2 separate regions of the Homo sapiens genome follow, and region 1 is linked to region 2. The links are chromatin loops, found by intact Hi-C in ENCODE. Cell type or tissue: PC-9. All regions are shown on one strand.

Region 1 (8,000 bases), 410 kb before region 2:
GCAGCAGCTGGAGAGGAAGTCAGGTATGGCATGGGACATTGTCCCCCTCATTGCCTCAAGCCCATTTTGGAGGGTATAGTTCAGGTAGAGCAGGTGAAAGCAAACAAGAGGAGGGAGATGAAGGTTGACACTTCCCTAGAGGATCACAGATGGGATGTGCTGCTTATAAAAAAAGTATCCCCTCTGGGTAGATAATTTCAAAAACACACCCCTTCCTCTAGACTGACATAGCCTTGTGCCAGGGGACACAGCTTGGTGAGTGGAATGGAATATGGACAGGATTTAAGTACCCACTCATACCAGGCACTTTTATACATGGCACAGCTGCACAAGTTGGCTCTTACATCCAACGAAGTGAACTAGGCTTTTGTACTTAAGGTCAGAATTTTGTCAAAGCAGCTAGGTATTTCCCCCATTAAACTGCTGACCAATTGAGCAGACCATCGATGTGTTAACATCTAAGTCTAAATAATGCTTTAGACCTCTAATAGTCTTTGCAAACATCCTCTCATTTTTTAAACAAATGTTCATTAAGCCCTTTTATTATGAACAAATCACTAGCCCCCTCTCAGAGGTTAAAGCCCTTTGGGAAGACAACAAAAATTGCAATAAATATCTGTCGATGTGGTAGGCAGCTTTTGACATGGTACCCATTGATCCTCACCCCCTGGTATTGACACTATTGTAAAATCTCCTCCCTTTGGGTGTGGACTGGACCTAGTGACTAACACATTCTAGCATATTCTAATGAAGAATACAGCAAAGGTAGTGGGACATCATTTCTGTGATAAGGTTACAAAAAACTGGGTAATTCCATCTTGCTAGTACTCTCTCTCAGTAGAACTTTTCTCTCTTGTCTTCTCACTTGCTCGCTCTGATATATCAATCTGCCACAGTGTGACAGACTCTATGGAGAGGCTCACATAGCAAAGAACCAAGGGGAGCCTCTGGCCAATGGCTTGTGAGACACTGGGGGCCTCAGTCCAAGCACCCACAGAGAATTAAATTCTGCCAACAACCACATGAGGAGACTAGGATGTGGATCCTTCCCAGTCAAGCCTTGATATGACTGCTGCCTCCTCACAGAGCCAGAAGACCCAGCCAAGCCACACCCAGATTTCCCACGCACAGAAACTTGTGAAATAATAAAATATGTGTTCAGTCACGACATTGTAGGGTAATTTATTATGCAGCACAAGGCTATAATCACAGGGTTGTAATCGAGGAATTAGCCAGGACTGCAGTCATCTCAAGGCTCCACTTCCTTGAGTGGGGAACTTGAGCACTTCTAAGTTCATTCACCAGGTTATTGGTAGAATTCAGCTCTTTAAAGGTTATTGAACTGAAAACTCAGTTTCTTGCTGACTGTTGGCCAGGGGGAACCCTCAGTCCTTTTACCACGTGAGCCTCTCTGTAGGACAATCCACAGCATGGAATTCATCTTCCTTGACAGTGAACAAGTGAGAGTGCGAAAGAGGTTGAGCAACACAGAAACCAGGGTCTTTTTGTAACCTAATCTCAAAAGTATTATCACATCCCATCACTTTTGCCAAGTAACTAGGTCCAGCCCACACAATGGGAGAGGATTATACAAAGGCATGAACACCAAGAGGCAAGGATCATTGGAGGCCATCTTTGAAGCTGCCTACCACACCATCTCTATGACTCCTCACCCATCCTTCTCCAGGGCCTCACCAGGCCTTGAGGATTCTCTTGGTTCCACCTCCTCCCTGTACACTGTGCTTATCTGTACACAGCCTTTGTAACTCATGCTTGAACTCTAGCAAAGCCTCCTAATGAGCCTACCTACCTCTTTCTGTTCTCCTAGCTGATACCCAGAAAACTGGTTGATATTTCTAATCACATTGTATTATGTCATTTTCCTATTCAAAAATGCCCACTGGCTCCCAAGTTCCTCTTCTATTTCTCAATCTAATGGTGTTAGGTCATTTTTGCATTGCTATTAAGAAATACCTAAAGGCCGGGCATGGTGGCTCACACCTGTAATCCCAGCATTTTGGGAGGCCGAGGCGGGCAGATCACCTGAGGTTGGGAGTTCAAGACCAGCCTGGCCAATGTGGTGAAACCCTATCTCTGCTACAAATACAAAAGTAGCTGGGCGTGGTGGCGCATGTCTGTAATTCCATCTACTTTGGAGGCTGAGGCAGCAGAATGGCGTGAACTTGGGAGGCGGAGCTTGCAGTGAGCTGAGATTGCGCTGCTGCACTCCAGCCTGGGCAACAGAGCAAGGATCCATCTCAAAAAAAAAAAAAAAAAGAAAGAAAGAAAGAAAAAGAAAAACCTAAAGACTGGGTAATTTATAAAGAAAAGAAATAATAGAATTGGTTCATGATTCTGCAGGCTATGCAAGCATGACACCAACATCTGCTTCTGGTGAGGACCTCAAGAAGCTTCCACTCATGGCAGAAGGCAAAGAGGGAGCAGGTACATCACATGACAAGAGCAAGAGCAAGAGAGAGAGAAGGGAGCAGTCCCAGATTCTTAAACAACCAGATCTCACATGAACTAACTGACCAAAAACTCATTTATCACCAAGGGAATGGTGCTTAACCATTCATGAGGGATCTGCTCCTATGATCCTATCATCTCCCACCAGACCCCACCTCCAACACTGGGAATCACATTTCAACATAAGATTTGGAGGGGAAAACATCCAAACCATATCAAACTCAATGTACTTTTGCTACAGTACTTATCTTACCACTCCCCTCCAGCCAAACAGGTATACCCACTGTCCCTCAGTCATAGCTAGTTGATGCACCTTTCCATGGCTTTGCTCACGATGTTTCTACCTGGAATATTCTCCCCTGTCACTCCACCTATCAGAATTCTCCCCAGTTGTTATGACCTAACAAGTCCTGTCTCCTTCCTAAAATTTATGATTCAGTGTCCTGGGTATAGCGGTCCTGGGTATAGCTGATAGCTTTGTTTGATTACTCTGGGCCCAAATGTCCTCTTCCTCCTACTGATCCTTTTTTTTTTTTTTTTTTTTTTTTTGAGACGGAGTCTTGCTCTATGACCCAGGCTGGAGTGCAGTGGCTCGATCTCAGCTCACTGCAACCTCTGCCTCCCGGGTTCAAGCAAATCTCCTGCCTCAGCCTCCGGAGTAGCTGGGACTACTGGTGCCTGCCACCATGCCCTGCTAATTTTTGTCTTTTTTTTTTTTTTTAGCAGAGACGTGATTTCACCATGTTGGCCAGGCTGGTCTTGAACTCCTGACCTCACATGAGCCACCCATCTCAGCCTCCCAAAGTGCTAGGATTACAGGCATGAGCCACCGTGCCCGGCCCCTACTGATTCTTTAACCACCCCCCTACTCCTCAAATCTCTGATATGACACTTACCATAAACTATCATATATCATCTCACATCATAGTTTGCAGTACTAATTTTAAAAATAATGTCATCAATATATGCATATTGAGAGAAGGAATAAAGCAAGTTTAGAGTGAAGGTCCACACTGAGATGTCTAGTTTGGGGAGAGTAGAATCTACCATAAATCTTGACCATAGTCATTGTATATTCTAGAGCTGTCCTACTAACCTTTCCAGGGTTCCATTTCTTATTATCCTGTCTTCAGTGACTCATCATTATTAGCGCAATGAAAGTACTACAATGTACATTATAAGCATGGAATTCTTAGGCTTCTCAGACACTATTTCTTAGCTTAATGTAGAATGTAGTGGAAAGAGAGCTCCTTTTGAAGTTTAAAAATAGGGAGGGGTAGGGGAGATTCTAATCCCACCATGCTTCTCTGAGACACAAGAGAAAGATGTAAGAATGGCCATGAATACAGGTATGTGTGTGGGTGTACAGTTGTGGCACATGGTAAAGTTGCTGATGGCCTACATATTCTCTGTGATATATATACACTACACAAGGAGTCATATAAGAATGAAATAAGAGCTCAAGAAAAGGGGGAATATTTTTGATAAATTGAATTGGTAAGTAATTAGAGAAATATTCAAAGGCTGAAGTTTCGATCACATACTAACAGACAACAAAAATTAATAATTACTGATCTCCTAAGTACCTTAGATTATGTTATTCTATCTAATCATCACAACAACACATTTTACAAAAGAGAAGATGAAGGCCCAGGGAGGTTAAGTAATTTGCCAAAAGTCACACAACCAGATTACAACTCCGCCCTGGATGATTCCAAATCCGATGCAACCCCATCTTTGGGGCATTCAACCTGGGAGATATGGCCTTGCTCATGTTTAGGAGACATTATACTACTTTGAATTGTTATCATTGGATGTAAGGCAGCCTATGTCACTCTCCCTAAAATGATTCTATGATCTTTTAGCAGCTATGCCAATCCAATCTGTGCTGGTAGGAAAATCATCCTTCTATACATCTCCAAATGAAATGAAGTGCAGATTAGCCAAACCACCAAGAAAATTTAATTGTAAAGGGAGGTATGGGTGGTAGGATTTGATGGAATCATTCCATACCAGGTGTTCTAATGTCACATTCTTCATTATCTTGAAGAAAAAGCCTTCAAATAGATTCCTTTTTTCTTACAGGTTGCCTTCAGACCCTGAAAGAGATTTTCAGGAGAAATTTCAGTATTCTATATCAAAAAAAAAAAAAAAAAAACATGTTTTCTGGAAATGCAAGAGAATATAAGGAACAGCTTCATCTCAAAATTTGCAAAGCTTGCCTCAAAGCCATCTCAAGGTAACTGCTTAATTGGTGCTCTTCTTGGGCTTTCTAGAACATCCATTAAAAGAATGTCCAATGATAGTGTCTAACTCATGTATATATTGACAGTAGCCAAGCCCACCTCTCTGACAAAGCTGAGGGTCCAAAGTCAGGATAATGCTGAAACTGCACCAATCAAGGACTGGGAAGCGTGGGCTGGGGAACCGTGAGTGCGGTCTGTGGACAGACGGGGGCAGCAGAGAGCTGTTGGAGAGGTGCGCATCAGGCAGCTTCCTAGGGGGCGAGTGTTTCTGGTCAACTTGGAGACATTGACAGAAAGACCCAGCTCCAGCGTCAGTAACACAGCTGAGGGATTAGCCCTGCTGAGCTGTCTGTCTGGAATCCACAAACAGAACCTACCATTTTCCACACCGTGGTCAGAAACTTTTATAAACCTGCTCCCCGATATGTCATTCCCCTGCTAAAAAGGCTAATCAATGGCTCCCCATTGCTTGAAACACTTTTTCAAGCTTTGATGCGCATCAGCATTACTTGGAGGGCTTGGTAAAACACAGCTCATTGGGCTCACTCCCGGAGTTTCTGATAGATTAGGTCTTGGGTGGTCCTGAGACTTTGCACTTCTGACATTCCTGGGTGTTGGTGATGCTGCCAGTTCCCACTGGTCCAGAAACCACACCTGGCAATCCACTAGCTTAGGTCATATTTAAGCTGCCCACTCTCGTCCTCTCCAGCTTCTCTTCTAGGCACTCACTCCCACGGGCATCCCCCACTCCCTCACACCCTCTGCTCCACCTGTGAACTTCCTTCAGCCCCGCAAGGGAGTTGTGTTTCCCTGCGCCTCTCGGCCTATTCACATGTGCTCTCTCTGCTGATACACTCTTCCTCCATCTCTTCATCTGGCCAATGATTACTTATCTTTAGGTCCCAAGTAAGAAGCCTCCCTCCTCTGAACTCTCATCATGCCCTGTACCTCTCACCTCACACTGTGTTGTAAATGACCCTTGTGTGTCTGTGTCCCAGCTAGTATCAGCCTGGGGAGCAGGGGCTGACACACATCTATACCTTTGGAAATTCAGTCGCTAGGCTCATCTGGATTCTTGACTGTGCACAATAACCATGTTACATTTCTCTGCTTGCCTCCCTCTTCCGCTCTCAAAGACTATTTCAAACCATCTTCATTTTCCTCAAATCTCTAACCTTCACGCCTACTCTATCACACTCAACAGATGGCCTTGCCTACTCCTTCACAGAGAAAATAGAAGCCACCAGACAGAAACCTCTCAACTTCCCGCACCAAACCTACAAACCCACCAGCATCTGCACCCACCCCATCCCCCTGACCTCCTGTTACAATAGAGGAGCTGCCTGTACTTTCTATGGCTGTCTGAAGCCAAACCCTCCAGCTCTGCTATGGTTTCCTCCTCCTGCTTCCTCAAAAACTCCCACCATCAACACACCCTCTTCACGGTAGCTTCTACTTCTTTCTCTTCCCTGATTTTCTCCATCATTTTTAAAACATGTGCAACTCTCTCTTCTATAAATAACCACCCCCCTTAGGCCCTATGTCACCCTGTAACTATCCTCTTTTTTCTACTTTGCTACTGCACAGCCAAATATGTTTAACCTCATGATTTCCATTTTCTTATTTCCTACTCTCTCCACAAGCCACTTTTCCTCAAAAACTATTCTCACAAGGGTCAACAAACACCCTTCTATAGCCAAGTCAAATAGACACCTTTCAGTTCCCATTCTGTTTGACGTAGTTGACCCCCTCCTACATCTGGACGCTCCCTCTTTCCTTACCTTCTGTGACATCCCAGCCTCGTCCATCTGGCCATTCTTCCTTTAAGGCCTGGTCCTCCTAGGACTTATAAATGCTGGTGGTTTGTGGGGCTCAATCCTAGACCTTCTTGTCTAAAGTCAGCCTGGATAACTGTATCCATTTCCTTCAGTTCAGTTACTATACGCTTACCAAGCAATCCCTTTATTGGAGAGGTCTGTCTCTTGCTCTCTGCTGTCCATGTTTACATGACCAACCGCCCAATCTATGTATTTTCTTTGACATCCCACAGGTCCCTCATACTCCACTGAACTTAAGATCTTCCCCCAAAACTGCTGCTTCTAGTTGCTCTTTATTGAAGCAAATTGCCTCAGAGGATACATCCTTGACACTTCCCTCTGTCTCCTGCCCCATATCTCACCAAGTCCCAATACTTTAGTTTCACCAGCCTCTCTCCATGTCTTCCCATACCATAACCCAAGCCACCATTCCATCTCTCCCAGACTGCGGCTACAACCACCGGCCTCCTTGCAGCATCTCTGGCACCCTCCAATCCATTCCTCCCTCCTTATGCTAGAGGAATCTTTCCTTAAAAAACAACTCACTTCCCATTCTTGCTTAAACCCCTCAGTGGCTGTCCAATACCCCTGGGATAAAGTTCAGTCTTGTCTTGCCCCCTCACCCACACTGGTCTTCTTTCAGCACCTTCAAAGCACCAAGCCCTCAGCCATCAGGGTATTTACACATGCTCTTCTCTCTCCTATAACGTTTGCCCTCACCTTCTTGTTTGGCAACCCTCACCCATCCTTCAGGGCTCAGCTTCAGATTTTCTGGGGGAAATTTCACTGACCCTCTGACGCTCATCACAATTGTGGCTAATTAATTACTTGAAAATTTGTTTTATGTCTTTCTCCCCCTCTAAGCATCATACAGGCAAAGAGCAGATCTTCACCTGAGCCCCAGAAGTCAGGGCTGCAGTGAGCCACGATCATGCCACTTCACTCCAGCCTGGGCAACAGAGTGAGACCCTGTCTCAAAAAAAAAAAGATTGGATCTTTCTCCTCATTCTCCACTCTCTGTCATATCTCCACTACGTTTCACAATGCCTGGCTTGTAGGTAGCTGATGACGAATCTTTGTTGAAAAAATGAAGAACAATTGAAAGAAAAAAGATACCATAATTTGAGATTTGACATTTCTTAGACTGGTTAATAACATCATAACTAATATTTCTCTAATGCTTTCTATTTGTCTTGCACTGTCTCAAGTGTATTACATTATCACAAAAATCCTGTGAGGTATGATATTATTATTATCCCCATTCTACAGTAGAGGAAACTGAGGCACAGAGAGTTTACAAATTTTGCCCAAGACACAGACAGAGATAGTAAGTAATAAACTGGGATATAAGTCAAAATAGTTTGATCTACCTACTGTGTCCTTAAACACTGTGATATACTATCTCCAAGATCTCTTTAGTATGTGCAAGGAAGACAGCTGTAGGTGTTGGGCTGTGTGTATTATTAAG
Region 2 (8,000 bases):
TGCCTCTAGTTCCTGATTTCATTAAACTGAATCTGTCAGTTTAATTTTACCAATTCAGTAAGGCTTACTCCTGGAAATACTTCAAACAGAGATCATGGACAGTGTATTTGTTCTCTTAAAAGCTAAAAGCACTTTGTATTTATATAGACCCCCACCCTAAAAATTCGAAACCTCTTCCTGTCTTTGCAGACTGGCTCTGTGCCACAGTAGTTCTTTAACATTTAGCCACGCTTGCAGTCCTCATATAGTGATCAGCTTTTGGTGGAAGCTTAGGGTCTTCTCAGTTACTTTCTGATCATGCATATTGCTCTAGGCACACACACGGCCTTCTACATCTCTCCAATACACATGGATGCTTTTGAATGTCCTAATTTCCCAAAGAAATCCTCACCAGCTTTTGCTCCCAGGCCTTAGGTGGTCTATCTTATGTTTCAATTGCAGTCTTTTGCCGCAGGCATCTGTGAGTGATATGATTTTGCTGTGGCCCCACCCAAATCTCACCTTGAATTGTAGTTCCCATAATCCCCATGTGTCATGGGAGGGACCTGGTGGGAGGTAATTGAATAATGGGGGCAGTTACCCCCATGCTGCTGTTCTTGTGATATTATGTGAGTTCTCACAAAATCTGATGGTTTCTAAGGGGCTTTTCCCCCTTTTAATTGGCATTTCTCCATCCTGCTGCCATATGAAGAAGGACATATTTGCTTCCCCTTCCATCATGATTGTAAGTTTCCTGAGGCCTCCCCAGCCATGCGAAACTGTGAGTTGATTAAACCTCTTTCCTTTATAAATTACCCAGTCTTGGGTAGTCCTTTATAGCAATGTGATAAGGTACTAATACAGTAAATTGGTACCACAGAGATTGGCGTGCTGCTATAAGGATACCCAAAAATGTGGAAGAGACTTTGGAACTGGTTGATAGCCACAGGTTGGAATAGTTTTGAGGGCTCAGAAGAAGACAGGAAAATGTGGGAAAGTTTGGAATTTCCTAGAGACTTGGGGGGCTCAGAAGGTAGGAAGATGTGGGAAAGTTTGGAACTTGAGATTTGTTGAATGGCTTTGACCAAAATGCTGATAGTGATATGGACAATAAAGTCCAGGCTGAGGTTGTCTCAGATGGAAATGAGGAACTTTTTGGGAACTGGAATAAAGTTAACTCTTGCTATGCAAACAGACTGGTGGCATTTTGCCCCTGCCCTAGTGATCGGTGAAACTTTGCACTTGAGAGAGATGATGTAGGGTATCTGGTGGAAGAAATTTCTAAGCAACAAAGCATTCAAAAGGAAGCAGAGTATAAAAGTTTGGAAAATTTGCAGGATGACAATGTAGTAGGGGGAAAAAAATTCTGGGGAGAATTACAAGCCCACTGCAGAAATTTGCAGAAGTAACGGGGAGTGGAATGTTAATTACCAAGACAATGGGGAAAATGTCTCCAGGGCATGTCAGAGACCTTCACCACAGCCCCTTCCATCACAGGTCGGGTGGCCTAGGAGGGAAAAGTGGTTTTGTGGGCTGGGCCCAGGGCCCCCCTGTTCTATGCAACCTCAGGACATTATAAAGGAATTATAAAGACCTCAGGAATTATAAAGACCTCAGGTATTATAAAGACATGAGATTTGGGAGGGGGTACAGTGATATGGTTGGGCCGTGCCCTGGATCCCAGCTGCTTCAGCTCCAGCTGTAACTAAAAGAATCCAGTGTACAGCTTGGGCTATTGCTTCAGAAGGTGCAAGCCCCAAGCCTTGGCAGCTTTCACATTGTGTTGGGCCTGTGGGTGTGCAGAAGACAAGAATTGATGTTTGGGAATCTCTGCCTAGATTTCAGATGATATATGGAAACACCTGGATGTCCAGGCAGAAGTCTGCTGTAGGGACAGGGCCTTCATGGAGAACCTCTGCTATGGCAGTGTGGAAGGGAAATGTGGGGTTGGAGTCCCCATACAAAGTCCCCACTGGGGCATTGCCTAGTGGAGCTGTGAGAAGAGGGCCACTGTTCTCCAGACCCTAGAATGGTAAATTCAGTGACAGCTTGCATTGTGCACCTGGTAAAGCTGCAGACACTCAACGCCAGCTGTGAAGGCAGCCGGGAGGGGAGCTGTACCCTGCAAAGCCACAGGGGCAGAGCTACCCAAGGCCGTGGGAGCCTACCTCTTGTATCAGTGTGACATAGATGTGAGACATGGAGTCAAAGTAGATCATTTTGGTACTTTACAGTTTAATTACTGCCTCTTGGATTTTGGACTTGCATGGGGCTTGTACCCATTCGTTTTGGTCAGTTTCTCTCATTTGGAGCGGGTGTATTGCTCAATGCCTGTACCCCCATTGTATCTATGAAGTAGCTAACTTGCTTTTGATTTTGCAGGCTCATAGAGGAAGGGACTTGCCTTTCTCAGATAAGACCTTGGACTTGGACTTTTGGGTTAATGCTGGAATGAGTTAAGACTTTGCAGGACTGTTGGGAAGGCATGACTGTGTTTTGAATTATAAAGACATGAGATTTGGGAGGGGGTACAGTGATATGGTTGGGCCGTGCCCCCACCCAAATCTCATATTGAAATATAGGTTTATAATCCCCAGGTGTTACAGGAGAGACCCAGTTGGAGGTAATTGAATCATGAGGGCGGTTACCCCCATGCTGCTCTTGTGATAGTGAGTTCTCATGAGATCTGATGGTTTTATAAGGGGCTTTTCCCTGTTTTGCCCTGTACTTCTCCTTCATGCCATCATATGAGGTAGGGCATGTTTGTTTCCCCTTTTGCTATGATTGTAAGTTTCCTGAGGCCTTCCCAGGCATGTGGAACTGCGAGTCAATTAAACTTCTTTCCTTTTTAAATTACCCAGTCTCAGGCAGTGCTTTATAGCAGCGTGAGAATGGACTGTATATCGGGTGTTTAGTTTGGCTTGTTGTATGTTCTATTCATGTCCGCTGCTTCTTCTAAAGTAGCCGGAACAGAGAAAGGCACCTTGTGTCATCTTTCAGGTGGCCCTTACACAGGGTAGAACATATATGCACAACAATTTGCTAACATGGTACCCTCTTCCCTTCGAGAACTAAGTACCAGACTCCCACCCTGGGAAAGTAGCTACCCTCTTCCAGACTGCTACAGTGCCAGGGATGGGGTGGGTGGGGCAAGGGCAAGTGTAAACACCACGAAATTTTTAAGTTGCCTTTTTTCTTGATTCAGTGTTCATTTTGCTTTGGAACATTTTTGACTGTTTATTACAGCTTTTACAAAGTCCTAAAAGTTACTTTTTGTTTTTCAGTGTTTCTGTGGGAGGACATGTACTACTTGGAGTTTCAAACTCTGCCATCTTGCTGATGTCATGCTGCTTTCTGTCTTTTGTTTTTAAGAATTCTATGAAAGGTTTAATAGGAACCTTTGATAACAAAGCATCCTTTTCTCAAATTAAAATGTCCACTTGAAAATGTTTTTTATTTAAGACTTCTTATGAATTTCTATTTTACGTTTGAGTTTTCATTATCTACAATACAGATTTTTTAAGACATTATTTAGAGAACTAAATATGACTATTAAATCACTGGAATGTAAGTACATTAACAATAATAAAGAAAATTGAAAATTATAAAATTGACACATTTTTTTCTGTGTTGACTTCAGCACTGGCTCTTAGATCTAATGAGTGGTCCTGGATTTTTAGCATAAGTAATTAGCTTGGGGTGGCTAATGGTTAGCCTGATTTCACAAATGATGTGGCTACTTTATGGATAATGCTGAGTCATTATGCTTTGCCTTCACTGTGTGTCAACACATGAATATACTTTATTCATAGATTTTTAAAAATCATTTTTTTAAAGGATTTTAAAGTTAACTAAAACATTTCATTGGTATATACTAATTCCTTTAAAAGACACAAAGGCTTTCAGGTCTTTACACTAAACTCATAGCTTTGTTTTCATCTTAGTTTGAACCAAGTCATTTTTCCCCATCTTACTATTAAATACCCCACCCAGACTGTGTATGTTGACAGTTCTCTAATGATTCAAAGATAAAACCTTTTCTTTATTATGTAATACTTTTCAGAATTCATACCTAGTGTGATGTGATAGTCTAAAACTTGATGTTTTCACATGTAAACTGAAGACACATTTGAGTAGGCGTGATTATTTATAGTGTTATTCTGGCTGTTTTTAACTTAACCTAGTTTAAAAATCTCTGGTTCTCTCTTCATGAACTAGATGTTTGTGTATAAAAAAATACTACAGAAATCTATTGTAAACCTCCCTTTAGAAAGATTTCAACAGTGCACAGATGGAACCAAAAATGCCCTTTGTTAAACATGACTTCAGTTAAAGCTAAAAGGGAGTCTGAAATTCCATTCATTCTGTTTTGAAATTTAAGTCACAGTTATCCTTTCTGGCTTAGTAAGTTAGATACACATGTTAGAAATTACTATTAAGCAATATTATGCATTTTCTTATAATTTAAGCCAATGTAACTATCAGCATATTTTTGCAAATCAGCAATTTATTTTCATTGAATATTATGAACCCATTAGGAAAGTTGCATACCAATTAATGAGAAATGAATGTTATATAAATTTCAAACTTACGGTCACAAGTAATTGATGAATTGTTCTTATAGATATATGTTGTACAATGTTATAAATATATAGTTACACATATGTTATTTATTTTATATAATTCATGCATGTATTCAAAATATACTCAATAAAGACATCTAGATTCTTTTACTGGTTACTTTACATTAGATATTGAAATACCTTTAAAGTTACAACTGTATTCTAAAAATTGCAGATTAGTTAAATTATTTTCAGGTAAGAGGAAGCCTATTATCTTAAACCACATTTTAGATATTTGTGCTGTTTGACCATTTAATAGTCTTTGTGTAAGATTACATTAATACTGTATTTGTATGTGTGTGTATGATGCATCTTTGTTACAGTTACGGCTACCTGACAACTTAGTTCAAGGATCAGAATAGCAAGTAAAAACATCATAGTAAACTCTCTTGCACCCTCTGTTGTTATTTTTGGGAAACACTACATATACGTTCCCATGATTGTATTGTCATTTCATTTACTTTAATCCCTTATAAAATTAATACTTATTTTATTATACTTACCTCCAAATTAGATTCAGTAGTAAAGTAACACTTGTTTATTTCCCAAACTGGCGGAAGTTGTTTTCTGGTGTTACAGATATGTTTTTTATCATATTATAGCTTAAATGAAAAATGAGCCTTTCTGTTTGTCTTTGATTTCTCCTAGTTACTGGTATTAAGCCTCTCCAAATGTTTCACACCAAGGAAAATCTCTACAGGATGTAGCACATTGTATACACAATTTTACAGAATTACAGATTCTGTCTGTTCTTTTGTAAACCTTTCCATAGTCAGACAGTTTCCTTCCAAAATAAGAGTCTGGGATCGTCCATACTAAAATTAAGAGTTTATAACTGTAAGGAACAGATGTTTTCATAAACATTTGCCATAATTAATTTCAACTAGAGGATTGAGGGAACAAAGCGTTTTTCCCGCTTCAAAACTTTATTGCCTTTTCCCCATATAGCCAACTCTGAAATCTTTTCTCTAATATTGTTAGTGAAACAATTGTACTCCTTATTTGCTATGTTTTTGAGAAAGAAAAACTGCTTTTTTTTTCCCTATTACCATTTTTTTGCACCTTGAAAGTTACATTTAATGTGATAGTTTCATTTGGAAACAGTTTTAAATTAAATAAAACCTTTATAATATGATAAAACCTGGTTGTTTATAAAGCCAAATTCTCTTAATTATTTGAAGGATTTTATATTTGATCTGATAAATATCACCTTAAAGGAAGAACTATTCTATTGGTGTTATTTTTCATGTTTAATCATAATCTTTAGTTTTAACGAGAAAGAAGCTCATATTTTAAATGTATAATATAGTACTTATTCTATGCTGATTATGGAACGTTTCACAGGAAATGTCTGCAAGCTGTTAAATAACATGTGTTGTAGGAAATTTTCATTTAGCAAGACAGAGACTAATTTTCCTTACATCTTTTTAGTTTATTATAATATTATTAATTTTTAAAAGAAAATGAAGGGTGCTGTATGAGTAATACCATACCCATGTTTTCAAAGAATTAGCAACTTATACCTAGCTAGGTTAATTTTAAACATTTATATGTTTTTGGATTATTTTCTTCTATAAATTGTCACCATTTTTAAGTGTTGTAATCCATTTTAGGATTTTTTGTTTTTTCAAAAAACAAAATAAACTGGAACAATATTTTGAAAAAAGAGTAGAGTTGAAAGTTTAATAAGCAGGCTCAGTCCACTTCTCCTGAACACTGGCACAGCTGCACATATCTCACCAAATTCTCAAAAAAGAACCAGTGTTCTTTACTATCTGTCAGCTATAAAATGTGTAAAGAAAGATAGGTAGCTGTCATTAAAATTACATTTCAGCATTCAGTCACCATTTAATGAGTAGCATAATTATATAAGTATAGTACCTTAGATACTATACTCAATAATTAAAAATAATCTCATCTTTAAAGTGAAAGCTCTGTAATTACTGTTTGACTTATCCACGACCACTGTGATGATTTCCTATTGCACCTTCGGTTGTTCAAAGTATATTAAAAGTATAAAATTGGATTAAATCATTGTTATATTAAGCTGTAAATATTATAAAAATCAAATACAACCTGATGTTTGAAAGTTACATTATATAAATTAGGAGTATAAAATATAATCAGATTCTAAACTTTTAATTTGTTTTGAAGAACAAATGACATTTTTAATAGTGGTATACTATGGTTTCATAAAAGCTGTACTTTGAAGTATATATTTAAAAAAATTGAACTATGAAATTTCAATCAATAAGAATATATAACAACGGGGCATTGGTAAGCATTTTTTCCAACTTTAGTACATTTACTTTTATTCTGTAGTCTTTAAATTGATATGTATAATTTGTTCTAAATGTGATTTTATGAATATGATAGATTTTTGAGTAAAAATTTTTTTTCTAAATGTTTGATATTATTATAGAAGACAAATACCTTTTGATGTTGTTCCTTTTTCATGTTTTAAATTGCCGAACTTTTGACAGTTGAAACCTAAAGTTAACAGATAAAGTTTTGTAAAGAATATTAAGTAAGGCATATTAAAATCTCATTAATTAATCACTACCTCTCAAGTTGGCTTTTTATTTTACCTCTGTTTACTAAATTCCTAGAGAGCATCAAACTAGGACCTGGAAAATCATCCAGGTCGGCTCTCTGCCTGTTCTCTTTTGACAGTGCCACTGATCAGGATGGGTGACTTAGTCATTAACAGAAAATTTCCTTTCTTTATAAACACTGGTTTATAATTTTAGTTTTGTCTGTAATTCATAAGAAGAAAATGTTTGTACTGTGCCTCATTTGTTCCTGATAGCAATTACTTTGGTACTGTTACTGTCCAGTCTAGGATTGGCATTGGTTTATATTTTGGTATCAAAATGAGTTTTCTACCTAAAAAGCTTTGAGTACAAAAGATAATTTGGGGAAGGGGGAGAGGATGTATGCTTTTTGGCTAATATATTGCGTAGAGCTTTCACACAGTTTTTCAACTGAAATATTCAGTTTATCTCCATTATTTCAGTGTCGTAATTTTTTTCTCCAGGAGATTCAAATAAAAATGGAAGAAGAACAAGTTCTACTTTAGACTCTGAAGGGACTTTTAATTCCTATAGGTAGGTGATGAATACATATATATATATATATATATATACACACACACACACACATATAATATTATAAGATAATGTATAAGATATATAATTATATAGGGTTTTGATCTAGAATAGTAAGGAACCACTACTTGTGTTTTAACAAGGTGACCAATGTAAACAATATTGTGTTATGTTATTTTCTGTAATTAATAAGATACAGAAAAATATAATATTCTAAATTTTTGAGTAAATGCACTTACTGCAGTATCTGTTGTTAGCCAATAGTAGGGTAATTGGAATGAATGCACATGTA

Evidence for each region. Hi-C counts contacts between places; a loop is a spot of excess contacts. Peaks named below come from ENCODE experiments on the same cell type or tissue, not always from the same donor. Only the 100,000 strongest peaks of a DNase experiment are listed, where the experiment ranks them.
Region 1: it touches region 2 in a loop (17-fold over the local background); 92 of 110 quality-filtered maps call a loop at or near these places.

What each region holds. Positions count from the first base shown.
Region 1 is chr3:17,838,339-17,846,338 of GRCh38, reverse strand. No RefSeq gene overlaps it. Among named protein-coding and RNA genes, the nearest start is that of TBC1D5, 100 kb to the right of the region's middle. In PC-9, CTCF peaks have their summits at 4,719 and 4,927 (motif pointing right); no DNase peak of the experiment used is centred here.
Region 2 is chr3:17,428,158-17,436,157 of GRCh38, reverse strand. It overlaps TBC1D5 (TBC1 domain family member 5), which reads left to right. Exons shown (of 23, transcript NM_001349074.2): 4 at 7,639-7,708. Among named protein-coding and RNA genes, the nearest start is that of TBC1D5, 310 kb to the left of the region's middle. In PC-9, CTCF peaks have their summits at 4,797 and 4,996; no DNase peak of the experiment used is centred here; H3K27ac peaks cover 1,312 bases.